Linked DNA regions of Mus musculus: region 1 is linked to region 2. Evidence: chromatin contacts called from ENCODE Hi-C or POLR2A ChIA-PET data. All regions are on one chromosome and are shown on one strand. Each heading gives the region's core, a stretch centred on a gene start or an enhancer-like site at or near the end of the contact. The rest is flanking DNA. Distances are from core to core; before and after follow the strand shown. Region 1 holds the start of Xrcc3 (X-ray repair complementing defective repair in Chinese hamster cells 3). Region 2 has its middle 8.1 kb from the start of Ckb.

Region 1 (3,044 bases), core at 170-2,669, 150 kb before region 2:
AGCAGCTGATTAGAATTCCAAGCAGGGACTCTAACTTAAAAAATTTGGGAGGAGGCCAGGTGTGGTGAAGCACATCTTTAACTCAAGAGGCTGAGGGAGGAGGAGTTCGAGGACAACATAGCAACAGTGTGTGGTAGAGGCGTGTGGTAGTGCATGCCTAGCACTCTGAAGGCAGATCTTATGAGTGCTAGGCCAAGGACGGGGAGGTGGGAGGGGGAGAGGGGAGGAAGGGAAGGAGAGGGAGAAAGGGAAGGAGGGAGAGAAACAGAAACATGGATGAATTTACACGAGCCATTAAGATAGCTCACCAAGTAAAGGCACGTGCCGCCACACCTGAGACCTGAATTCCGTCCCTGGGACCCAGATGGTTTAAGAAAACTCTCTTCTACAAATTATCCTCTGATCTACACACCAGCGCTGTGACATTGGGGACAAAGGCACATACACACATGAATAAATGAAGAAAAGTTGTTTCAAAGTTTATCAAAGTCGCCAGTACTTTCGTTGGTGTCTTTTAAAGATATTTAATTTGCTTTGAAATAAAATCGCATGGAATGCGTGAATTGCTCCTATTTTCTCCCAAGTGGCCAAGCTTTGCAGAGTTTAGAACTTCGAAGATTGCAAACCCTTTGGCACCGTTCCTCCGTGGGCAGGTGGAGGCGGACTCCCTCACCCTCGCCCCACGGACACACTCCAGCCCCAAACTCGCGCACGGCTCACGGGTGAGCCGCTCCACCGCTCCCCCTCGGGCCTCCCCGGGGCTCCGCACCGCGCAGCCAATGACCGCCAAGGAATGGAAAACGCCCCACAGCGCAGAAGGGACAGCGGGAACGCCCGGAGGGGAGCCGCGGCCGAGCGTCCCTAGGACGGAGGCGGGAGACGCCCCGGCTCGGGTTGGGGACCCGGGGGCTAGGACGCACCTCCTTGTCCGGAACCCACTGCGGCTCCTCCAAGCCGAAAGGGCTTCCGAAGGCGCGGTGCTCCGGCACCATGCGCAGGCCACTTGGCGAGCGCACAAGCTTCTTGGCGTCGCGACGCGCGGCCACCCCCGAGGACATGTCTCCGCCTGAGCCCCTCACGCCACCGCCCGCGCTGAGCCCACACAAGGCGCCACCCCGCCCCGCCCGCAGACACGATGACAGCTCCGAAGCCCAATCCGCAGCCAGAGCTCGTAATATGAACCAATCGGAGAGTAGTATCCGCCCCAGAGTCGCCCTTCTCCAATCCGTGCAAGGATCCCGCCCCTACGGCTGGCCACCAATCGGCGGTGAAGACCGGAGGGGCACCCTCGCCCCTCTAGGGAGAGTGTGACTTCGGATTGGCCAATTAGTCAGCCACGTAGGCGCCTCTTCGTTTCTTCTGGGTGGAGCAGACTCGGACTCTGGCCTCTCATTGGAAGAGAAGATTGAGATGGGCGGGGCTTCAGGAGCGGGCGGAGCGCGCGGGAGACTTGCGGGGTCGCTGATCCGGGAGGTGAGTTAGCTGATCGCGAGTGGCCGAACATGGGGTGGCGGGAGAGGACAGAGGACACTGTGGGTTTCGAGCGCCCCAGGTCGGGACTCAAGAACGAGCTTCCCCAGCGGGGCACCCCTTCAAGCCCGTAGCGGGGTTTGAAGGAATCGAACTGAGCGCGGGACCTGCTTTCCGCACTAGAGTCCCAGGCCAGCCACAGCGTGACCACTCGCTGCAGATTTGATCTGTGACTTTTGTTTTTCTTGTGGTGTTCGTAAGGACGAGTCACATTGTGCGTGTAGCCTAGGCTGGCCTTGGATTCAGCAGTCCTGCCTCAGCCTTCCTCGCACTGATACAGGTGTGAGCCACCGCGCGCGCCTCACCCTCTAGCTTCTTTGGGTAATTGGCCAAATCAGCTACCCAGGAGCTTTGCTCTCTCTCTGACACAATTGGACACACTCTAGCCCAGTTGGAGGGATGAGCTGGTGTAACCCTACTTCTCCGGAAGGCAGGCGGCCAAGTGGAGCATGGAGCTCTGTGCTTTTGTCTGAGACACAGGTTCTCAGTGTTGAAGTAGAAGTTGCTCAGTGGCACTTTGTAAAGCAAGGTTAGCTGCCTCAAGGCCTTGGCATTTGCGGGTGCACAGATAGAACCCGCCCCTGACTATGTCCTCTGTCCAGTCTCCACCAAGCCCTGTGATTGCTCTGGTTCACCACTGGACGCTGTAGCGATGGCTTGGGGGACCTTTGAGTTCTGGTGCCAGAGCTTTGTGTCTGAAAGCATGTTCTCCCTTCCCTCCTGCCCTGTGTGGTGTGGTGTATGTGTGTGTGTTGTATGTACATACGTGTATGTCCGTTTGCATCCGTACTGATGTGTGTGCGTGTGTGGAAGGCAGATGTCTGACATATATTCCTCCATCACTTGCCCTACGAACCCAAAGTCCACAGATTCAGCCTGTCGGCCTGCTCTGAGGAACTTGTCTCTGCCTTCTGAGCCCTGGGATTACTGGCAGCCCACCAAACCTGCCCAGCACCAGATCTCACGTCCTCGGCCTCCTCAAACTTGGCTCCTGAGCCACTCCACCCCATCCTTAGTGCCTCTTGGCACTGTCATTTGAACCCATTGCAGTGTACTGTAGGACACGCCTTTCCTCACACTGGCCTGGTGCTGTCCCCTCCGGGCCCCTTTCGGGAGACTTTCTCTGTGCTTTCTGGTACGGTGGAGCTGCCTCTTCTGTTGTTCTCTGACCAGGTTCAATTTCTCCCACCATCCTTCAAAATCCCAAACTCACAAAAAGCTGGGGAATGCTGAGCAAGACCCCTCTATGCCCCAGGAAGTTGAAGGGGAGCAGCAAGGGGCAGCTACCTTGTCCCACCCCCCCCACCCCCACACCCCCACCCCCCCGCACTGACACCTTCAGGATGTTGACTACGGCTGAATTAGTTCTGTGCCAACATCTGGAGTGAACCTAGGCTTCCAGACTGCCTAGTCCTCCTCAGGGTTGACGGTGCACGCAGGAGCACCATCCTTAGCTCTCATGGACCGGGAGACACCTGTCCTCGGCGCTCAGTGGGACACCTAACCACACTTTG
Region 2 (2,700 bases), core at 97-2,596:
GGCCACTCTGCTGTAGCTACAAAGTTTTGGTGCTTAGCTTGGTGACAAGACAGACATTCAAGCAGCCACCTTGGGATGTCAAGACAAGGCCATCCTGCAGAAAACAGGTGGAGCTCCTGTGCTTGTATCGCTAGGTCCTAATGGAAACTTGTGTGGAACCTAAATCACTCCTGGGGAAGGGATGAACTGGGACTGTGGTCCAACTCTCTTAACAGCAGCCTCTCTGCAGAACAGAGCGGACCGTGGGTCAGCAGGGTTGGAATGCGGGTGGAATGAAGGGTAACGTGGCTCTGGCTTTATCCACACAGAGGATGACTCACTGTGTTGTCTGATGGAAGTGTCAGGCTGTCTGGTAGCTTGTATCTAGGCTCAGGCAGGGCTCCATTTTGCAAATTCTACCATGTGTATACCAGCAAAGGTGGTACCGCTACAGTGGTTTTACACTGCTGCTGCAGTCTTGGCTCACTCTTCTCTTGAGCCTGTGTTCTTGGTCAGTTTTTCAACCTGGTGCTGGGAAGTAGTGTGTTCACCATGCCAAGGTTGTTCCAGACCAAACCACCCAACCAAAACACCCAAAAAAAACAAAACAAAAAACCCAATCCAAACCAAAACCAAAACCAAACCAAACAAACAACAGGTAGAGCCGAGTGTGGTGGTGCACACTTTTAAACCCAGCACTTGGGAGGCAGAAGCAGGCAGATCTCTGAGTCTGAGGCCAGTCTGGTCTGCAGAGAGAGTTCCAGGAAAGCCAGGACTACAGGAAAACCCTTTCTCAGAAAACAAACAACAAACAAACAACAAGAACCCTAAACAAACAAACAAAAGGAGAAACCCTAACCAAATGTGTTCCATTGAAAGCAAAGCCTAGCGGTTAGATGCTCTGACCACTCACTCCCCAGCCCTGCATACATGGAGGGGCTTGGCTACACCAGATGTCCAGACTTAAAAACAGCTCATCCCATCAGGCCTGCAGCTGTTGACTCTGGCTTGACAAGGACCACCTGTGTTGCTGCCTCACCCTGTCCTTAGTCCTGCAGACAGAAAGGAGGGGCCAGACATTGCTTTTCTCTGGCCTCCAGTCAAGGATTATATGACTTTGCGTCTTTTAGCAAAGTCCCAGTATTTGCCTAAGTTCATTAATGACATTCCACTCAGTAATGCAACCCCCGAAGAGTGTATGGTGCACTTACAGCCACTAGAGTACAAGGACTTAAAGCTGCTCAAGGCTACAAGGCGGGTTCCCTAGGGCTTACCGAATGGGGGAGGGGTGTGGCCGTGGGCTGGGGCTCAGACTTGGGAGAGCTGAGCTGTATGTCCAAGAGTCTGGCCTGGAATGGGGCCCCCTGAGGCTGGAGGGGATGCTCTGGGGCTCCTCTGCCTAGGACTGTCGGCTACTTTCCTGGATGTCTGCACGGCCCACGCCTGCTGGCAGCTCCTGGAGGAGGCAAGCCAGCGCAGACCCTGCTCTAGAAGACACGGCGGAGGCAGGGTGCGCGTCAGGCCCTTCTTCCAGATCCATGGTGCAAGCCATGCCGAGGCTTACCTGAAGAGCTAGGGCACTCCTTGCTGAAGTACTGAGAAGAGAGCGGCTAAGAGAACCGCTTTGTCATCTCAGACTTCACTGGGAACTTGCTGGTGTCGTGGCCCCACATGGCATGAGTGGGAGACAGCTGGGCTCTGTGCAGCTTATCTTCCCACTTCCTGTAGACTCATTACATCTTCTCTGCCTTCATCCTGAAGGTGCTACCCCTTGGCCTCCTACAGTGTCCCTTTCAGCCTGGAAACTGAGCTTCTCAACAGTAGGGGAGTTTACCTACCCCTTACTCAGTTTTGTATCTCTAGGATCAACACAAGGTCCTGCGGGATAGCACCTTCCTTTAGCCACCTACCATTTAAACATCAATAAACAGATACGCATTTGACTGGCAAAGGGCATGGAGCAGTTAACGAACAGAAGCCAAGTCTCCATTTTTTTTTTTTTTTTTTTTTAAATTTCTGACTTTAATCTTCAGTACTTGACTCCTGATTACTCAAAAGTTCCCAAGAGAGAAGTCTCTGGGGCAGTTCAGGAAGTAGCTGTCTACTAGGAAAAGGCAGTTGTTGTTCAGCTCCGAGTCCCTCCCTGCACAAGGCTGCCCCCCCCCACCCCCCCACACAGAGGGAGTGCCAGAAAGTGTGGGAGAGAGCTTAGCTCTGGAGGGTGGAGGGGGCTCGGTGTGCCAGAGCAGGGTCTGCACAAGGCCAGAGTCAGGGCAAGAACTGTAGCATCACTTGCTCCTCCTTACTTCCGTTTATTTATTTTTCTTTTTTATTGTCTTTGAGACAGTTGCTCTGTATAGCCCTGGCTGTCCTGGAACTGGATCTGTAGACCAGGCTGACCTCAAACTCAAGAGATCCTCCTGCCTCTGCCTCCTAAGTGCTGGGATTAAAGGCGTGTGCTACCACGGCCTGGCTTATTCATTCATCCATTCATTCTTTCTTTCTTTCTTTTTAAAGATTTATTTATTGATTTTATGTATGTGAGTACACTGTAGCTGTACAGATGGTGGTGAGCCTTCATGTGGTTGTTGGGAATTGAATTTTTAGGACCTGTGCTCGCTCCAGTCAACTCTGCTCGCTCAGTCCCTGCTTGCTCCGGCCCAAAGATTGATTGATTGATTGATTGATTGATTGATTGATTTTTTGGTTTTTGGAGACAGG

The links. Hi-C counts contacts between places; a loop is a spot of excess contacts on that map. ChIA-PET counts read pairs that join two places held with the same protein, here RNA polymerase II (POLR2A).
Region 1: a map of left cerebral cortex shows a loop between it and region 2 (2.5-fold over the local background). The contact joins the promoter of Xrcc3 here to the enhancer-like site in region 2. A Hi-C loop is called at or near these places in 1 of 37 maps with a recorded cell type or tissue (left cerebral cortex). POLR2A ChIA-PET finds 5 or more read pairs at or near these places in 2 of 5 experiments (both embryonic stem cell).

Annotation. Positions count from the first base shown.
Region 1 is chr12:111,812,254-111,815,297 of GRCm38, reverse strand. Xrcc3 (X-ray repair complementing defective repair in Chinese hamster cells 3) reads left to right here and starts at 1,419. Exons shown (of 8, transcript NM_028875.3): 1 at 1,419-1,473. It overlaps Zfyve21 (zinc finger, FYVE domain containing 21), which reads right to left and starts at 1,128. Exons shown (of 7, transcript NM_026752.4): 1 at 921-1,128. The coding sequence starts at 1,058.
Region 2 is chr12:111,662,847-111,665,546 of GRCm38, reverse strand. No RefSeq gene overlaps it. Among named protein-coding and RNA genes, the nearest start is that of Ckb, 8.1 kb to the left of the region's middle. Within about 2 kb of position 1,346, at least 3 of the 3 ENCODE cell types and tissues checked have a DNase peak (open chromatin) inside an H3K27ac peak, as active enhancers do; they include left cerebral cortex, where a contact is called at or near this core.